2 separate regions of the Homo sapiens genome follow, and region 1 is linked to region 2. A link is a loop called in an ENCODE intact Hi-C map of the cell type or tissue named here. Cell type or tissue: endothelial cell of umbilical vein. All regions are shown on one strand. Each heading gives the region's core, and the rest is flanking DNA. Links, peaks and the distances in the headings are about the cores only.

The links. Hi-C counts contacts between places; a loop is a spot of excess contacts. Peaks named below come from ENCODE experiments on the same cell type or tissue, not always from the same donor. Only the 100,000 strongest peaks of a DNase experiment are listed, where the experiment ranks them.
Region 1: a loop joins it to region 2, with 2.8 times the contacts of the local background. A loop is called at or near these places in 12 of 110 quality-filtered maps.

What each region holds. Positions count from the first base shown.
Region 1 is chr7:51,117,592-51,127,606 of GRCh38, forward strand. All of the region lies in intron 6 of COBL (cordon-bleu WH2 repeat protein), which reads right to left. Among named protein-coding and RNA genes, the nearest start is that of COBL, 190 kb to the right of the region's middle. In endothelial cell of umbilical vein, for the core only: no CTCF peak of the experiment used is centred there; a DNase peak (open chromatin) is centred at 4,730; H3K27me3 peaks cover 141 bases.
Region 2 is chr7:50,787,725-50,797,739 of GRCh38, forward strand. It overlaps a transcript of GRB10 not described here. Among named protein-coding and RNA genes, the nearest start is that of GRB10, 9.8 kb to the left of the region's middle. In endothelial cell of umbilical vein, for the core only: no CTCF peak of the experiment used is centred there; DNase peaks (open chromatin) are centred at 4,287 and 5,817; H3K4me3 peaks cover 3,611 bases; H3K27ac peaks cover 2,424 bases.

The DNA of each region.
Region 1 (10,015 bases), core at 965-8,964, 330 kb after region 2:
TTTTCATTCATTATGAGCATATTTCCCATTATGTTGTTACCACAGTTACAAGCAGTCGTAAAATTCTTATCTGCTAATTCCAACATCTCAGTCATCTACAGATTGGTTTCTATTGACTATCTTTTTCACATTTTCGAATAGGTCGCATTTTCCTGGTTCTTCATATGTTAAATAATTTTGGCCTGCATCCTGGACATTGTTGAGTGTTATGCTTAGGAGGTTCTAGATTCCCTCATATTCCTCAGGAGACTGTAAATTACTTTGTCTTCACGGGCAATAATAAGCTGACTGGATTCACTTTAAGTCCTGTTTCTTGAGCAGCAATCAAATCTCAGTTCAGCTCTTTAGTTCTTAGCCAGGCTGCTTGGTATCTGTCCTTTTCATGCATGGTTCAAGGCTGAGCCAGAGATTTAGCCAGAATTTATCCACAGAATTTATGGCTGTCCCTCTCTGGCTTTCTCCTTTCTAGTATTCTTTCCTCACTTTCCAGAGGGCGGTGGCTGTCCTGAATTCTGGCCACATAGTTCTGAATTAGGCTAGAACAAATGGGCACCACAAGTTACTTTCCTGAGTTTACATATAATCTATTGACTACTGTATTAATTTTCTGTTGCTGCATATCACATTACCATTAGCTTGGTAGTTTAAACACAAACACACACATTTGTTATCTCAGTTTCCAGCGGTTGGGAGTCCAAGCATGGCTTAGCCGGGTCCTCTGCTCAGGGTCTCACAAGGCTGCAATCAAGGTGTCAGCAGGCTGTGTTTCTATCTGGAGGTTTGATTGGGAAGGCTCAGTGGGGTTGTTGAAAATTGCTTCTCTGGCGGGTTCAAGACTGAGAGACTTGGCCTTTTACTGACTGTTAAGCAGAGACAATCCTCGCATCCTAGGGGCCACCTGCATTTCACAATCTTTTATAATCACAGGGAGTGACATCCCATCATCTTTGCCATATCTTGTAAGTTAGAAGCAAGTTCCAAATTCCAATTCACTCAAGGAGAAGGGCTCATACAAGGATGTGAATCACTGGGGGGGAGAGGGGGAGGGGTGTCACATTAGGGTGTGTTGGTCACGAAGACCAAAAGTATGTTTTACGCTTCTATAATCTGGGGCCCTTGGAGGTTCAATAACTTCCCCAAGGTTGTATAGGTTAGTGTTGGTGGAGTCTGGGATGGATTCAAATCCAGGCAAAGCCTATGTCCTCCAAATATCCCTCCTACATTCAACAAGCAAACTACGCTCTACACTGCTGGAGCAGGCTGGACCCAGCCACAGAGAGGAATCCACAGCCAGAGCACAGTATCTGCAAATCGATGCTGTCCAGCTTTCCTGCAGCCATGTGGGATGTCAGACCCATGTCTGCAGCTCAAAATACCCAAATATAAAATTAGTTTCCTCAGTCCCAGAGTCACTTGAAAACATCTTATTTTCTAATATACAATTAAAGTCACCAGAGATTACATCACATAGGAAAGTTTTACAAATGACACAGTTTAATTCAGACACATAAAAAGGTTAAAACATACCTACCAAAGTTACAGGGACATTATCTGACAAATACAGAGATTCTGTCAGTTTGGTTATAAACTAAGTTTCCCTGGTGATATTATTACCTCTTCTAAGGTACCATAGTATTTAGGCTACCTAATCTAGGTTCTCATTACCATATATATCCTAGTGATATATATGGCGACACATTTTCTAATAGTTTAAATAAAGAGGTAGCTCAATACTAAGGGAAACATTGGTTTTGTAAGTAACAGCTATAAAACCATCATCCTCTAAGAACCAAGGGAACCAAATTATTTTTGACAAACAAACTCACAGCTGGCTTGTGAGGGAAGTCCATTTACCTTGGGCCTGTGTTTGTAAAGTAAAAGGAGGAGGGAGCGAAGCTGTGTTCATGATTCAAGGCCCTTTTCCTCTAAAATTAGACACTGCACCACGAGCTTCTCTAATATGGAAACTGGGTAGTAAGTAAAGTTTTTAAGAGGAAAAACAAGATTTTTGTATCACAAATACAGGTCAAATGTCTGTGGAATTCAAGTCTTTATAGTAAGCCTGTGTGGTCCTCCACATCAACGGGTCAAATATTATTTAGATGTTCACCAAATTATTCCCATGACAAAACCATTCACTTAAAAATATTCATCAATATAGGACTTAAAATATTTGAAAATCTTTACTATTTTTGTAAGTACTATTACAAATTCTATTAATACATTAACTCTTCAAAACCTTAGTTAAGTAGATAGGTAAGGATATTATTTGACTTCTAAGGAAATAGAACTCAGAAAAGTTGATTGGCAAGTCCTTTTGAGTGACTTGCCCAAAGTTGTACAGAAGTTGTGAAAGGATGAGACAGACCACACAGCCTCTAAACCAGTAGATCTCATTAAATACAAGATGTCTGTTCTTAATTGTTGGCTCCCTCAGCAAAGATATGCTACATGCTTTCAGATTTTTGGCCACAGTCCTGTTTGGCAATCTTAATATATTGAAATAAGTAAATATAATAAATATGGTAGTATAGAAAAAATAGAAAACAACAGAATCCTTTATAACTCTAGCTTGCAAGGATCAAACAAGGGGGTCAAAACAGTGTTGTCAAATGGTATAACATACAAAGGAGAAAGAAAATACATGGAGAGGGAGGGTAAATGGCCTAAAATATAAGTTATTTCACTGTCAAATAAATTTACCCACTAAAAATGTTTCAGGCATCAGTGAACCTTCTTAGGTTCACTGAAAATATTTTACTCAAAAATATAACACACGTAAGGCATTTGGAGAAACTATATTTACCATATTTAAGTAAAAAGATCTTACTTAAGGTTATACCTTTTAAAGGAAGTGGTTAAATAATTTTTTAAATTTTATCATTAATTATGGTAAATACACATACTATAAAATTTACCATCTTAACCACTTTTAATTGTACAGTTCAGTAGTGTTAAGTACATTCACATTGTTGTGCCACCAATCTCCAAAACTCTTTTCATCTTGTAAAACTGAAACTCTACCCATCCCACAATAACTCCCCAATTCCCACCCCCCAGGCCCTGGCAACCATCATCCTACTTTTTGTCTCCATGAATCTGACTACTGTAAGTGCCTCATCTAAGTGGAATCACATGGCATTTGTGTATTTGTCTTTTTGTGACAGGCTTGTTTCACTTAGCATGATGTCTTCAAGGTACATCCATGATGATGCATGTATCAAAATTTCCTTCCTTTTAAATGTTTAAGTATTTATTTTTGTATTATTACAGAATAATATTTCATTGTAAACAAATGAACAAACCACAGTTTATCTATTCATCCATCGATGGACACCTGTGTTACCTCCATGTTTCAGCTATTATGAATCATGCTGCGATGAACATGGGTGTACAGGTATCTGTCTGAGGCCCTGCTTTCAATTATTTTGGATATATGCCCGGAAGTGAAATTGCTAGATCCTATGGGGAATTCTATTTTGGATTTTCTGAGGACCTGTCATACTGTTTTCCACAGTGGCTGCACCATTTTACACTCCCACCAACAATGCACAAGGGTTCCAATTTCTCTACATCCCCGCCAACGCATCTTTTCTTTTGTGTTTTTTCTCATAGCAGCCATCCTAATGGGTATGAGATGGTATCTCATTGTGGTTTTGATTTGCATTTCTCTTACGATTAGTGATGCTGAGCATCTTTTCATGTGCTTGCTGACTTGTATATTTTCTTTGGAGAAATGTCTATTTAAGCCCTTTGCTCATTTTTTAATTGAGTTGTTTGTTTTTTGTTGTTGAGTTGAAGGAGTTCTCCATACAACACATCCCTTATCACATACATAATTTGCAAATATCTTCTCCCATTCTGCGGGTTGCCTTTTTAATCTGTTGACTGTGTCCTTTGGTGCACAAAAGTAAAAGCTTTGCAGATACTAAAATTTTGTAAGTTTGGTTGAGGAGTAAATCAAATGTCTTTGAAGCTGAAGGTTAGTTAACCACAATGAACCCAGAGCAGTCAAGGCTGAGTTCAGAATGTAAGTTCAAGACGAGATGGTGCCTAGGAGGCTCTGCACCCAGCTTCAGTTTCCAAATCCTGAACAGTGCCTCAAAGACAGGAATTGGATCTTTTTACACTGCTGCAAATTTAAAATCCTGATTTATATTTGAAAACCCACTTTTCTGATTGTGGATTATCAAGGTGGCTGGACAGAATCATGAATATACATATAAAGTTGCAAAATGTAAAGGTGAGAGAAATAATGAACTCACTCTTCCAGCAGTTTCCCTTCATAGTGAAAAACATACTGACTGTTGACGTGACTGACAGGCAAAACCAAAGTGACAAAGTATGACGAAGTACAAGGATAAGAACAGCATACTTAAATGATGGATATTTGAACAGCATAACTCTCTAACACAAAGCCAGCTTCCCACTTCCTCCATGTTGCTAAACTGTCAACGTGCAGGAGAGTGGCGAGCTCACCTTTCATTTTGATTTTATCACAGAGAGCTCCCATACAATGTCACACTCTAGTGAGTGTTAAAAATACTTAAGACTCTAATCTCCTTCAAACAACACTTGCTTCTTTAGCCACAAGTGTCAGAGAGGAAACGATCCACAAACAAAAGGTAGACGTTAAGCAACTAAAATAGCTCCAGCTTCCTTTCTCTGCACACTGGCGTTAGCTGCCCGGCTATTTCCACCAAGGAGGATCCTTGCAGCCTGGCTGTTTTCACAGGCTCTGCAGTGGGAGGTGCCACAGGTTCCCAGGGATGTTTGTGTCGGACAGGAACTCGGCTTCCTTTGTGCCTCTGAACACAATGCTGTCCTCATCTTCACCATCTCCAGGATGGGAGGAGGCAGCTGGACGCCAGAGATGATCTCTGCAGCACTTCTATTTCCCCAGTATTTTTAGAAAGGTTGTTTTGTACCATCATAAGTGTTGTTTTTTCGTCTCCACATTGTAGAATATAAATACAACCTATACTTGGCTGTTTATTACAAAATGCATTAGTATCAATTCAGTTATTTAGCTCTTTGCTAGTTTTGTTAATTTACTAAAATGGCAGATATGCTTTACATCTGGCACATTTAACATTTAAATGTCAGGCCAGGCACAGTGGCTCACACCTGTAATCCCAGCCCTTTGGGAAGCCGAGGTTGGTGGATCACCTGAGGTCAGGAGTTCGAGACCAGCCTGTGCAACATGGCAAAACCCTGTCTCTACTACAAACACAAAAATTAGCAGGGCATGGTGGCGCATGGCTATAATCCCAGCGACTCAGGAGGCTGATGCAGGAGAATCGCTTGAACCCAGGAGGAGGAGGCTGCAGTAGGCTGAGATCGCACCACTGACTGCACTCCAGCCTGGGCGACAGAGCGAGACTCCATCTCAAAAAAAAAAAAAAAATTGAATGACATAATTATTTTTGTAAAATGTAGACTCAAAGACAGTTTAGTTAGGCCTGAAAGAATCCTACTTGTTTTATTTGTTGTCCCTATCAAGACTTTTAAAGTCTCATAACATACTGTATGAGCAGACAGACAGATTTTTGGAAGTTGGGTAAAGCCAAAACAAAAGGAAGCATCTCAAAAAACAGGCAGATATCCGTATCTGAGCAAAACTGACAGATATATTTACAATGTATTTGGCTATGCCTACAGTAATGGCTTGGCAGTTCATGCCTTTTAACATGAATTTGACATGGGTTCCAGACTTCTTGAGTTTATGTATATTTGGAGCTGGCTAGCCTGATGAAGTTAACCCCATTTACTAAGTAGTTCCATCAAGGGAACAGAGTTCTACAGAACAAGAGCCTTGTATCCCTTGTCGCTAACTTGCCAGTTTTGCTTAATTTTTTTGACAAGAGGCCATGTGTGGAGGTGAACCAATTCTTTCATTTTCTGCCAGGATGTTTCAACTGCAGTAGGACTTTCTGCACAAGCAGAACAGGCTGCTGAGAAAGAGCACCATGAACAGACAGTGCTAAGAAAACACTCCAGTGAAAAATTCAAGGAGGCTGTGAATGATGGAGCAGGGGTACATTTTTCCTTCAAGAAGATGCATACAATTGTTTTTAAATCTTTGAGTTTTGATTCTCAACCAGCAAATGCATGACTTCCCTGTCAATGACGAGTAAATGAGTCAAACATTTTCTTCATTTCAGAATCTCTATGTCTAACAAGATCATGTTGAAGTGACTCATTGCAGTGCTACGCCATGTGACAGCACCATGCCACCTCCTCACCCACATCACCCCAGGCAGAGGCTGCAGAGCCACAGTCACCCTGCACCCCCCTCTGCCAAGTGTTACACAACTCTCTTGGATTGAATCAGCATCAATGCATGATGGCTCCATGCAGAAAAGACATCAGACAGGCCCATATTCTGTTGCTTACTGGCAGTAGTAGCAGCCCTGGGACCTCACTTTCCCTTTGTAAACCTCAGTGTCCTCATTGGTAAAATGAAGATAACAGAACCTGCCTTATAAGGATATTGTAAAGATGAAGTTATATGAGATGATGTGCATAAAAGTCCTAGCAGAGTGCCTGGGATGCAAGAAGAACTGAACTGTTGCTGGGTCTCTCTAATTGCTATTGTGCTTAACTTGGGACCTGCATCATGGGACCAGTTGGCCGACGACTGGATGACGGTGCCTTTGCTGTCTTCCTGCTGGCCAGTGTACTTCCACATGCAATTTGTCTGGCACAATGGCCTTTCATTAGCAATCTAATTCATTAGCAATTGGAGATTAGCAATCTCCAATTGATTTAGCAATTAAAATATGACCAGCAGAGATGAATAACTTCTGTCTGCTTGGACTTCTTCCATGAGTTGCATGCCACTTACCAAGAAAGAATTTGGAAGTGACACCCTCACCCAGTGTATCTCTGGCTCCCAACTGGAATGAGATGGCCTTTCCAACACTGATGGCTTCTCTGGGATGGGAATTAGACTGGAACCATACAAACTAATGTTGCTAGTGGGAACTTCCCATGGCGACGGCTGCTGCCACTGTCCTGGACACCTATGTCGTAATCTACCCAAAAGACAAGCGTTCTCTGTATTTTGGGGACATAAAGTGCTCCAATTCAGTGCTGAGTGCCTTCAAAGGGCTGAGTCTTACACACCCTTCAGTTCCTCATGGAAACTATTCTGCCTGTAGACAGGAACCCCATTTTCCTTTGTTATGATCTGAATTTGTTTCCAATTTTTTTTCTTTCTTTCTTTCTTTATTTTTGTTTTTTCTTTGACAGAGTCTCACTCTATTGCCTAGGCTAGAGTGCAGCGGCGTGACCTCAGCTCATTGCAACCTCTGTTCAGGTGATTCTCGTGTCTCAGCTTCCTGAGTAGCTGGGATTACAGGCATATGCCACCACATCCAGCTAATTTCTTCGTATTTTTAGTAGAGACAAGGTTTTCCCATTTGGCCAGGCTGGTCTTGAACTCCTGACCTTAAGTGATCTATCAGCCTCAGGCTCCCAAAGTGCTGGGATTACAGGCGTGAGCCACGGTGCCTGGCCTCTCCCACCAAAATTTGTGTGTTGAAGCCCTAATCCCCAGTGTGTGACTATATTTGGAGATGGGGCCTCTAAAGAAGTAACTAAATTAAAATGAGGTCATTAAGGTAGGCTCTAATCCAATATGACTGTACTTATAAGAAGAGGAAGGGACACCTGGGATGCACAGGTACCACAAAGGCCCTGCAAGGCCACGGCAGCAAGACAGCTGTCTGCAAGCCAAGGAGGAGCCTCAGGAGGAACCAACCTTGCTGACACCTTGGTCTTGAACTTCCAGCCTCCAGGACTGTGAGAAATAAATTTCTGTTGAAACCACCCAGTCGGCGGTATTTAGGTTTTGGCAGCCCTAGAAAACTTACACACCCTTTCACTTAAATGTTAAGGCAGTAATTATGCTTGTAAAAATTCAAACTATGATCTACTCCTCCAGACTATGTTTTAGACTTGGTCTTCTGTTTTACAAACTGTCATGGAGCCGGGCAATCACTCAGCCTCTCTGTGCCCTATCACCTATAAAACAGAGATGACAGTCCCTATCTTGTGGGGATTTGGGAAGGATTAAATAAGATACTATAGGAAAACACTAAATATAACTGCCACGTGGCACTTTCCCCACATATTCATAGCTCTCTTGCCCCAATATGGCCTGAGAGAAATTTTTTTTCTATAGTCAACTAAAACAAATGTTTTCAGAACATCCGCGTACTCATTCAAGTCCTGTCTTCTGGGGCACTGAGACGTCACCCCACTGTCTTGGGACAGAAATTAAACATCTGGATGTAGCGATTGTTTCCCAGTGAATCTTTCCATTTTTCAGCTAAAATTTTGTAATTTCTATATCGTTTAAGTAAGGGATGGTAACTTCTAGACGCTTCGATTCCAAGAATGTTCTCCTCTGAATGCCTTTTAGTTTTTTTCTCTTAAAATATGGTGTTCAGGCTGAGTGTGGTGGCTCACACTGTAATCCCAGCACTCTGGGAGGCCGAGGTGAACAGATTACTTGAGGTCAGGAGTTCAAGACCAGCTTTGCCAACATGGCGAAACCCCATCTCAACTAGAAATATAAAAATTAGCCAGCCGTGGTAGCATGCGCCTGCAATCCCAGCAGTATGGGAGGCTGAGGCAGGAGAATCGCTTGAACCTGGGAGGTGGAGCTTGCAGTGAGCCAGGATAGTGCCACTGCACTCCAGCCTGGGCAACAGAGCGAGACTCCGTCTCAAAAAAAAAAGTGTTCAGAGACCTACTCACTGAAGGAACAGATGTGGCCAGCACCGAATAGAGCGGCACCACCCCACCCTCATCCTGATCTTCATGCTTCTGTTAGGACAGGCTGGGCCACTGTACCCCTTTCACAGCCTTCACTGGCTCCTAGCCCCACCAAACTGCCTGAGTGCCCTTCTTGGGTGTGCCATTTATCAGGGCACCCTCATTCTTAGACTTGAAATTGAAGGGCTTCTGGGGTCAGCCTTGGACTGAGGTACATGGAGGAGCCTGGGTTGGACCTGGACGTGGGACTCCTCTCATTCACAGTCCATGGCATGTGTAGCAAGGAAGTGACTGATCTGGACGTCGTCAGAGACCCTGAGAGTCTGAGTCACTCACCCCTCCCAAATGTCATCTCCCAGAGGATCTGCCTGGCTTAGGGAACCACTCTGGACCCTAATGCTGCCCTATTTGCTCTCCATTCACCAAACCCTGCAGCTGTAGCAGAACATCATCCAAGTCGCTGGTTAATTCAAGGTGCTCCCCCTCTTCAGTGTCACCAGAGACCTCCCTCCAGAAAGACAATGGCCCATTCGTCTCGCATGAGCCTCCTTAGCTGTCTGACATTGAGGCCATGTTCACCCGCTCATAAATGTCTACTGAGGGTCCACCACACACCAGGCATATGCTTATGACTGGGGACACCACGGGGAACAAGTCACGGTCCCAAGCTGGGGAGTCAGCCAAGTGGATGGCAAATACAAGCTGTGTGCTCAAGGCCGTGGGACGTGGAGGGCCCTGGATCTGTCTCAACCTCGTCGCTTGTGGTCCCACCTCATATCCGTCTATCACTACCTTCTCCAAGGAGTACTACGAGATGAGTGACAACATGGGTGGCTGCTACAAAGACACAGAACTGGAAAGTCACAAACGTGAGCTACACCCAGAGTCCGGTTTCTTGAAAGAGCTCATCATGCCAGCAGGGGGGACGGGGCCACTGATGTGACAGACACCCAAGTCCCCAGCTTGTTAGGCTGCTGCCCACAACTAAACAGCGGAGCATGACTTATGACTTTGGAAAGAATTCTGGAACCCAGAAGAACAGGGAACAAACCAAGAGTATTTTTCCCTCTGCTACAGGGACAGACGCAACTGGGGAGGGTGCAGGTTCCTGTACAGAAGTCACTGGCTGCATTTTGCTTTGGACAAAAATGTATGAGGTCGGGGAAAGGATGTTGTTGTGGGAACAGAGTGTACGGTGGCCTTGTGTTCAAGGCAGACTTTTGACTTTCTG
Region 2 (10,015 bases), core at 995-8,994:
CTAGGATCGCAGGCCAAGACACTCAACGTTCTCCTCTCTGGAGGGGATTCTGTGAGATGCACGTGATTTTCTTCAGAAGAGGGAGTGCGGTACCCTAGAACAGACACCTGGAAGCTCAGGTAACACCCCTGCAGCCTGTCCTGGGCCAGGGTGGTGTGGCCAGGGTGAAAAGATGGGCGGGGGAGGTGCCCTCTGGCTCAAATCAGCCCATACGGGACAATTAGAGGGCACTGAACATGACCCAGCCAGCTCAACTTCCCACAGGATGTGAAGACCGTCTAGGAACAGCGATCTCAAGCAGGGCCCCAGGCTCAGCACCAGGCACTGTCCCTGGGCAGGAAGCTGTGGTACAAACTTCTGAATTTAAAAGTTACTCAATTCATGGTAGCTTCTCAAAGCAGGGAATCCAAAAATTATTCTATGAGGTATGTGGTATTATAAAGGTTTTTATACTAAAGGGAACTCTTCACTTACAAAAGGCTGGAAGCCACTGCCTAAATACTCCCAGGGATGAAAGTTAAAAATCAAATAAGTAAACTAAAGGCCCTGCACATCAGAGAAGTGGGGACCTGCCATCTCAGTGGGGCCCAGGTAGCTTGCAGTGAGCAGCCTTGGAGGTTCCTGACCCTCGACTCCCATGTGAAAGGACAAGAGAAGGTAGAAAGCGGGTCTTCAGCTATCCCTCATGGTCCTCTATTGCTCAGACGTCCCCTTGGAGCTCCCAGAGTGAGACCCCTGACAGCTCACAGACAGGACCAGACAGAGAGCAGTCCCCAACGCAGTGCCACCTGCACTGACCCAGCACATGAGGATCCCAGCCCCCAACCCCACATTAGCTCTAGTGACCTTAATGACACAATGATGAGGACCAACACACGCCAAAGTGCCAAGTACTTTGGGAAACCCATGTTAATAGGCAAGACTGCCACTGTTCATGCCCAGTTCCATTTACCTAATACAAAACCTTTCAAGAACTTCAGGGAGAAGCAGGACTGCCCACTAGCACAGCCCTGGATAGAGCTCGGAGCCACATCCCAGGGGCACATCAGCCTGACCAGGATAAGCGGTCCACAGTCATTTCAGTCCCAGCTAGGATAAGTGCCTCTGTAAGAGTCCAGACACCAACCGTGGGGGCCTGAAGACAAATGCCACAGGCTCCACAGGCCTGGAGACCAGAGATCTGTCTCCACACCCAATGCTGCTGCCCATCAGAGCTTACGCACTGCAGGGGTCTTCACAACTTCTGCTCCTGGTTGAAGGAAACCAATTTTTGACACCTGCTATTCACTATTATCTGGTTCAAATGGTTTGCAGCCAAGTGAAGTCTGCAGTACACCAGCTATCTTTGCTCTTAGAATTCTACCTGTGAGGAGTTCAAACTGTCACGCTAAACACAGTCAACAAAAGGATTCTTCTGAGCACTGACTGTGGCTCAAAGAACATTCAGATAAATTCAAACAAGATTTTGTGCAACTAGCATGTACAAAGCACTGGAAGACAAAAATACAAAAGCCAAGTCCCCTTTCTAACCAACCTTATAAATTAATAGCAAGCAGGATATCAAGTCCACAAACTGCTCTAAGACAAGGCTGACGGCAAAGTGCCTACAGACATCGCCACAAAGACTGCATGAGCTCTGCATCGTGCCAATCACACACATCACACCTCGTGCTACCTTCCCAACAAGCCGTGGGGATAAACACGCCTATGGCTTCCATTTTAACGGATCAAGTTGGTTCACTTGTTCAGCCTGGCCAAACTAGTAAGTAGTACAACCAGGAGTCAACTGAGGCAGTGTGCCTGCTGCCCTGGTCAAATAGAGCAGAAAAGAAACGATATGGTGGGAGGGGTTATTCCTCCCCAGCGCCCGTTCTCAGGCTTGACGTTAACAACAAAAAGTCCACTCTGTTGCTGGGTCCAGCCCAAATAATAAGCCCCTCAAATTAGGGATCTGAAAAGACTAGAAGAATCTCCCCAGAAATCCATATGTAAAGTAGATGGTTCAAAAATATGAATATTCTAATACAGGGGAAAAGAAAAAATCTCCTTAGAGTCACTATATCCTAAAAGCAAAAAAATCAGAACCACTCATTTCTACCTCTGAGATTATTTTTGATAACCCCAGGAAATGGCTTCTTCTGTTGCCATCTCAAAGGACAATCACACCATTTTTCAATCCATTATTAAAGAAGAGCCATCAGCCTGCCTTTCCACGAGTAAGCGGGTGGTTTTAAGCTTTGACTGCTTTTATCTCCCTGCAGTTAGCAGGCCCTGTGATCACCAGGAGCATGGACAAAAGCCTCCAGAAGACAAAAGTGCAGGAAAGCTCATTTCTCAGAGATCAGTTCAGAAGTGGTCCAGGTTGGGGGTGGGAGTCTGATGCAAAGGTGTCCCAGCCAAGAGGAACAAGGAGTGAAAACAGATACAGCTCCCTAAAAGTGTGCAGCTAAAATATTCACACAAATTAAATACCAGCCAGGGGCTGAATGGATCAGACCAGTTATACCCCTAATAGTATGCAAACTCTGAAAGTGATCCCTAGAACTCCAAAGTACCTGTCTGCCAAGTCTCACCCACCAAGTAGTTGGACGACCTTAATTTCTTCCATAATCTCCCACACTTCTGTACTTCTACAGTTATATAAAAAATAAAATAGCACAGGTTAAAAGAAAAGTCTCCACTACCAGGAAAAAAAAAAGTTTATTTAAACTTTGAAGGACTGATTACTCAAATGAAAGACAAGGCAAATATGTTCTCCTCACAAGCCATACAATGCCACGTTGGTTTAATAAACTGAGAAACAGACGCGGGGATTACGGAGCAAACGTGCAAAGGCACAGGCTTCCCCTCCAGGGAGCAGGACCAAAATCCCCTGCATTTAGCTCTGAGCTCTGACAGGCTGGCAACCTAACCCTAGATACAAGCTCAAATACATTCTACGATCCCGTAGGTTTCTCTTCCCCTTGCAGTTAAGAGTCGGACAGAATTCCAAGGAAATAGATTCCATTCCTTAAATTATGCCACCTTTAAAGCATTCGGTTTTACCAGATAAACCAATCAAGAATTTCTACAGCTCTAAAATGAAGCTGAAGGCACAATAGATGACTGTGTTCAAGCTGGAGTTTGATTTCTACACATAATATAGCCTGTACCCGGAAAGATCACCAAAATCAAGTTCTGAGCTAACTCTTCGAGTCTGACTCTGCTCTCTTCTCCTACTGGAGGCTGAGTAGACACAGACATAGCTCTTTAAACTGGGTCAGGGCTGCCCTTGGTCCCAGTCCTGGTGGCCATCACCATACAAAGCTCTGGACAAGTAGCTGGCATGAACCTGCCCAGTTCTGGGTTCCTGATCCACAAATGAAAAGCATTTTGAGTGGGCCAACGCTGCCCCAAAAGTGACCAAACAGATAATATGCAATAGATGACTTTAGGGGTACACAACTTTTCTAATTACAGTAAACATAACTACCACATCAAAACTCATGACTTCATGGATATCAAAATTCCTTCCCAAAATAAATGTGTATTTAAATGTAAAAAGTGAGTGAACTAAAAGGAAATATCTAGAATGCTCTGGTAACATGGCATTAACCTTGAAGGCTGGGAGCCCCCAGACCAGGCAATCATCATTCTCCGAGTGTGTGACTGGCAGGCTATACATACCTGACCCACGCCATTTCCCTTTCAGAAGTGGATGTACTTTTGCAAATAAAACACAAGACTAAAATGATCCAAAGCTTAGGTTCTAGTGACAGCTTTGTCACTTGCTGACAGTATGACCTCGGGCATGCCAATTAACCTCCTGAGCCTTGGTTTTCAGACCTGTAAAATGGGGATCAGGAGGTTGTAGAGGGGATTAAAAGCAACAAGGCTTTTGAAAGTGCCTTGTAAACTGTGAAATGCTACAGAAGTATCAGTCGCTACACTTCTCAGTTACAGGAGCAATGCCTGCTGGGCGTGTAACTCTGTCCTCAAATTCCCTCCCTGTAATCTGGGGATTGGCCTGTGTTGCCCTTCTCTTTCAAGTGCTCCCAGTAAAACTCAAATATTACATGCAGTGATCCTAGAGTTTTGATTTTTAAGAGAAAAACCTAGACATCTAGAATCATTCCTGGAAACATAGTTGGTTTTCAGTGCTTTTACTTAAAATACTCTCCTAAAAGACACTTCACCGCTGTCACAGCCAGAAGTCCCACTGCTGTAGAAACTCTTGATTCTAACTCTTTCCTCCTGGAAAGAGAGGAACTCGGGGTCAGCTCGTTAAAATATTGCCAGCATTGTGTTGTAAACCCTAGTCAACTCCGGTTGCTGCGCTAACAACATGTGTTCTTGGTAAAACTGCTTGAAACTTTAAATAGACCACCATTTCTGAAACTCGGGGGCTCCAAACGGCTGAATCAGCATTTTCAGAAACAAAGTGTTCTAGGCCTGGCCTTTTAAACAGCAGCAACGAGCAAGTTGTGCAATAACGCATATTTACTCACGAGCTCTCCTTGTTTTGGTCTTTCCCCCCTCCCCCCCATCTCTTGAATGAAACTGGGCACCAAGTTTGCAAGAAAATATTCTTTCAAACGCATTGTAAAGATCCAGGACCCTGTAAAAATCACCTGTGGCTCTCTTACATTACCCAACGTTTCGGTGAAAGCAAACCATAAAAAGTTCGCGTTTCTTCCAATCCCAAGAAAAGACGCACACAATAAAAAGTAAAGGATACCCTAATTTCCATAACGCACATGCTCCAAGGCAGTCGTCAGGCAGGCGTTTGGAGAGGCAATCAGCAAAGGCGAAGAGTTGCATCAGAAATTTCCTTCTGCAAACGGTACCGCTCTTATCACATTTCCACGGCTGGCGGGCGGCTAATCCGCGAGCCCTCAACTTGGTGTTAGGCCCCAGCGGCGGCTAACGGGTCACCAACAGAACCAAAAAAAAGGTCCTCCGTACGAGGCTGGGCCGGCTCGGGATTTGGGAGTGTCTGGCACCACTGTCCCGGACGCCCGGACGCCCGGGCGCGCGCGCCGCGGCCCCGCCGCGCAGTCGGAGCACCCGGGGCTGCAGGGACGCCTGGGCGCCCACCCTCCCAGGCGGCGGCCCCCAGGAGCGCGGCCTTGACCGCAGCCCCCGCCACAGCCCGCGAGCCGCCGGCGTCTGACAAGATGGTTCAAGAATGCACCGCTTGGACTCCACACCTCCCCCCAGGGGTCGGGAACGCAGCGCGGAGAGCCCCGCGGGGCGCCCGGCTGCCTCCGCCTCCGCCGCGCGCCCGCAGCCCCAGTCCCGCCTCCGAGCACCGCCCGCTGCGGGCCCGGGGCGCCGGAGCCCCCGGCCCGGAGGCGACGCCCTTCCGCCCGCCGCGCCTCCGCGGGGCCCGGCGTCCCCGGCCGCGGCCGCCCAGCGCTCAGACAATGACGGCGCGGGGACCCGCCTGGCCGTCCCGGGCCCCGCGGGGACGCCAACCACAAAGTAACTTGCCGCCGCGCTCCCCGCCCAACTCCGTACCTGCCGCGCGCGGCTCCCCGCCGCCTCCGCGTGGCTGCGGGCGACACTCGGCGTGGCCGGCGGCGGGCGCGGGTCCCCGCGGGGCGAGGCCGGCGCTCAAGACTGTCCCGGGCGCCCCGCGCCGCCGGCGCTGCCGCCACCCAGGGGCTGCGCGGAAACTTTGGGCTCCACCGGGTCTCCGAGCGCCGAGCCCGCCCGGCCGCAGCTCGCTTCCCTCTCTGCCTCCTCCCGACCTCCCCACCCCCTCGATGGGCTTTAAACTCGCCCGGCCCCGCCCGCCCTCCCCGCCTCTGCCGCCGCCGCCGCCTCCGCCTCCGCCTCCTCCCCCGGCTACTTTTCCTGCTCCTCCTCCCGCCGCCGCCGCCCGGACCGCTCGGCGGCCGCCAGCGCGGGAGGAGCCGGGGCCTGGGCGCAGGGCGTGGCGCGGGGGCGCGGGCCGCGGGCCGGACGGCCGGGGGGCCAGAAGCTCCCGGAGGTTCCTGCCCCGGGCTGCTGAGCGGGTTCCCCCCTCCTGCTGTCCTCGGGACTCGGGCGCGGGACCACGACCGCCGCGGCTCAGGAGGCTTCGCCAGTGAAAGGACAAATTGGACCTGTCCCGAAAGACAATTTATAAGCGAACTGTTTGAAACGCACAAAGTATTAACTGCGCAGTCCAGATCCTTTATCCTGGGCGCAGCAGGACGGGACGGAAGAGCTGGGGCTGCCCCGTACTCTGTCGTGGGCTGAAGGCACCCGGCCTGGGAAAAGGAAACCTGGGTTTGCTCACAGCCAGCCAGGTCTGGGGCCTCACCTCTTTGAGCCTCAGTTTGCCCCATCTGCGTATGAGTATCGAAGTGCGGGTGGAGTGAGAGGCCCTTCATTTTTTCTTAATGCTGCCAAGCCTGGTGTCCTTATCTTTACAATGGGCTAATAACGCCCGCCTGAGGGTTGGTGTCCTGGGGATTAAATGAGGTCATACTGGGAACATAAAGTGACTGCGAAAAAGACTCCCCTACCCCCCAATTGACGGAAGCCATTGTCGTTAGTGTGATTCTTAATATCTCTACCGAGTCAAAACTCTAATACACATAGCATAACGATAAGTATGTCTTTTCCTGGGTCTTGGCGTTCTAAACGCAGCTGCGACAATATCTTGCCTTCATAGAGCGTGCACTTTGTGCAAAACCTTCATGAATCCTTGCATGTAACCCCCACTGTGGCCCTCTAGGTGTTACTGTTAGAGTCCCACTGTGTACGGACTGGGAAACTGAATCTTGGAGAGGTTAAGTGACTTGCTGAAAGTCAAGTAGCTGGTAAGTGCAGAGCAAGGATTGGAAGCCATGTACGGTATTGTACCAAAGCCCCTCGTAGGCACCTGCTTCTAGCAGGAGTTATTCCACCTTAGACAGATGTTACTCATGGAAAGGTCATCCTTCCCTGTAACTGAAACAGACCTCCCTAAATTTTTGCCTATTGGTCCAAGCTCAGAAACACGTAAGATGAAAATCAAGAGAGGATGATATCAAAGGATTTTAGATTCCTAGAAGAAAGGAACACAGAGGACTCCTGTTGCAGACAAAGGACTCAAAAGAAAATTAAAGAACAGAAAACTCAGTTTGAGCCAACTTCTCACAAATGCATCAGCTTTGAACCTTCTAGCTTCTGCTGAAGGTCCAAACAGCAATCCATGCCTACACCAGTCAGATAGCCTGATAGGCAAGGAGGCTTTGATAGAGGTTTCAAAAGTTCCTTGATACATAGACATATGTTCTTTTGGAATCACTTGTGGGTAAATTCCATACACTATGGCCCCTTTACCCCTAAATACATTGATGTGTCTTTCCTAAGAGTAGAGATATTATGTGCATAACCACAATAGTCACCAAATTCGTAAATTTATATTGATAAAATACTTGTATCCAATCTAGGTCCATATTCCGGTATAGTCAGTTGATCTGACTATGTCTTCCATAGTATTTCTTTCCCTCTGTTACAAGATCCACTATTGAGGTCTAGAGTCAGGTATTGCATTTAGTTGTCTCAAAATGTATGGGTTTTCAGACATTACTATTCACAGAGAAGTGATCAAGATAAATGTCCTTAAGTGTTTTCCTGCTAGCATAGGTCTCTAGAATTCCTAGGACAGGCCCTCATTCCCTACATTTCCTGGCTCTCTGTAGACATCAGTGGGCAGAACCCATTCAGAGACACTTTCTGATGCAAGTTCATGAACTTGTCACTCTTGTGGCTGCAGAAGCTGCAGCTGTCCTCTGTGCAGTGATCCTGGATGAGCCAATCCTATATACAGATTGTATCTTATAGCCTTCCCTTCCCCCAAACTCCAGATGCCCCTGCCCACGCACAATGCTCCCTCTCAACAGGGTGGCAGCCACAGTGGAATCTAGCCATGCAGCCTATACGTTATCCTGGAGAGCTCAGCATACTGGGCAAGACAGGGAGGCTTGTAGTTCAAGCACTTCCCCAAGGGGAAACATATAAGCTGGAATTAGGTGTCAGGACACAGGATTCCGTGATAGTGAGAAATTCAATTATCTAAACATGAGCTAGAAGCCTCCTTCAGCTGAAAGTAGAGAATCTGATAGACTCTAATTTTTAATTAGTAATGAATTGATTAACATCTGTCTTCCCCTGTTGACTGTAAGCATGGTGACTGTGGCAACTCTGTGCCCCTTCACTAGTGTCCTTCCAGCAGGTGGAGTGCCTGGGACAGAGAGGGCACTAAGTGAATAGTCATTACTGGGGAATACTGTCCAGTGAATTAATTTCTCAGGAGCCTCTGAGACCTGGGCACTGTCTCAAACATTGCCAGTAACCTTGACAAAGGGAAAGTAGTCAGGGTGAATGGCACCCTGACAGCTAACTGCTTTGAGCAGCAGTGGCCCTCGCCTCTGCTCTCATGAGCCACTGCTAGTCACACGGCCCAGCCACCATCCCATGCGGCCCATGTGGACATGCGAGCACATGTCTGGAAAGCAGCCGCCTGCCCACCCCTGCAAGGGGAAGGGGGTAGTCTATAGTCATAATATAATCATAGTGCCTGCCCCAGAATACCTGAGGAGCCTGCTTGCACTACACATCCCTGGGCCCACCCAAGCTCTGGAGAGTTCACACTTCCAGGGTTCATCTGCAATTTTTTTTTTGAGACGGAGTCTCACTCTGTCACCCAGGCTGGAGTGCAGTGGCGCGATCTCAGCTCACTGCAAGCTCCGCCTTCCGGGTTCACGCCATTCTCCTGCCTCAGCCTCCTGAGTAGCTGGGGCTACAGGCGACTGCCACCACCCCCAGCTAATTGTTTTGTATTGTTTCAGTAGAGACGGGCTTTCACTGTGTCAGCCAGGATGGTCTCTATCTCCTGACCTCATGATCCGCCCACCTCGGCCTCCCAAAGTGCTGGGATTACAGGCGTGAGCCAACACGCCCAGCCCATTTTTAATAGACTCCTGCATGATGCACGATCTACATCCACACCAGTATTCCAAACACTCCAAAACGAGATGGACAGGCCACCCTGGAGTCTAGAGGTGGGGAGCCTGGCAGCATTCAAGGAAGGCTTCCCAGTGGTTGCCATGCCCCCATGGCACCCTAGAACATCAAAGATGGTAAGTTAGGCAAAGAGAACTGAAGAAAAGGCCTTTGGGGTTGAGGGACAGGCGTGTCTCTCAGACCAAACCCATGAAAGACCTTGGCTCCCTCAGGGCGCAGTACCAAGTAGTTGCATTTAGTCACAGAATGTTGCTGCTGGGTCTGGGGTTAGAGTTTTGATAACACACCAAGCTGGAGGGGTAAGAAGGGACTTATTTGTCAGATTTATATTTAACTATTTATACTTATTTGTCAAGTATAGGCTTATATGGCGATGAGAGCACCGGATATGTCTGTTATGGGGCCTACCAGCACAGTGCCCCCCAGCTAGCCCTGCTCTGTCTAGAGTTTCCCCACAACCCTGGTTTTCCTTGATTCCTAAGTACCAATTAAATTGGTCAGGGATGACGCTTGGCCCAGAGATTCCCATTCTGTAGGTAGGTGGGCCAGTGGGCGGAAGGGTGACCCAACCAATCAGAAGCCTGCACCTGGGATTCTGAACTTGAAGTACTGGTGGGATCTGCACAATGGAGACCAGGTGAGGAACGGCGAGTTGGGCTCAGCATAAGGATGGTGTAAAGTACAAAGACCCAAACAGATGCCGTCGTGCCTCCCGTCTCTCTGGGCCCAGGCTGGTACAGCTATTGTTTTGAACTTCCATAGAATTCCATTTTCCGTCATTGTTTATTTGTTTGTTTTGTTTTGATTTTGGTGGGGGGTTGGAGGGGGTAGGGACAGAGTCTGGCTCTGTCGCCTAGGCCAGACTGCAGTGGCGCAATCTCAGCTCACTGCAACCTCCACCTCCCAGGTTCAAGCAATTCTCATGTCTCAGCCTCCCAAGTAGCTGGGATTACAGGCATGCGCCACTATCCCCAGCTGATTTTTTATATATGTAGTACAGACAGGGTTTCACCATGTTGATCAGGCTGGTCTT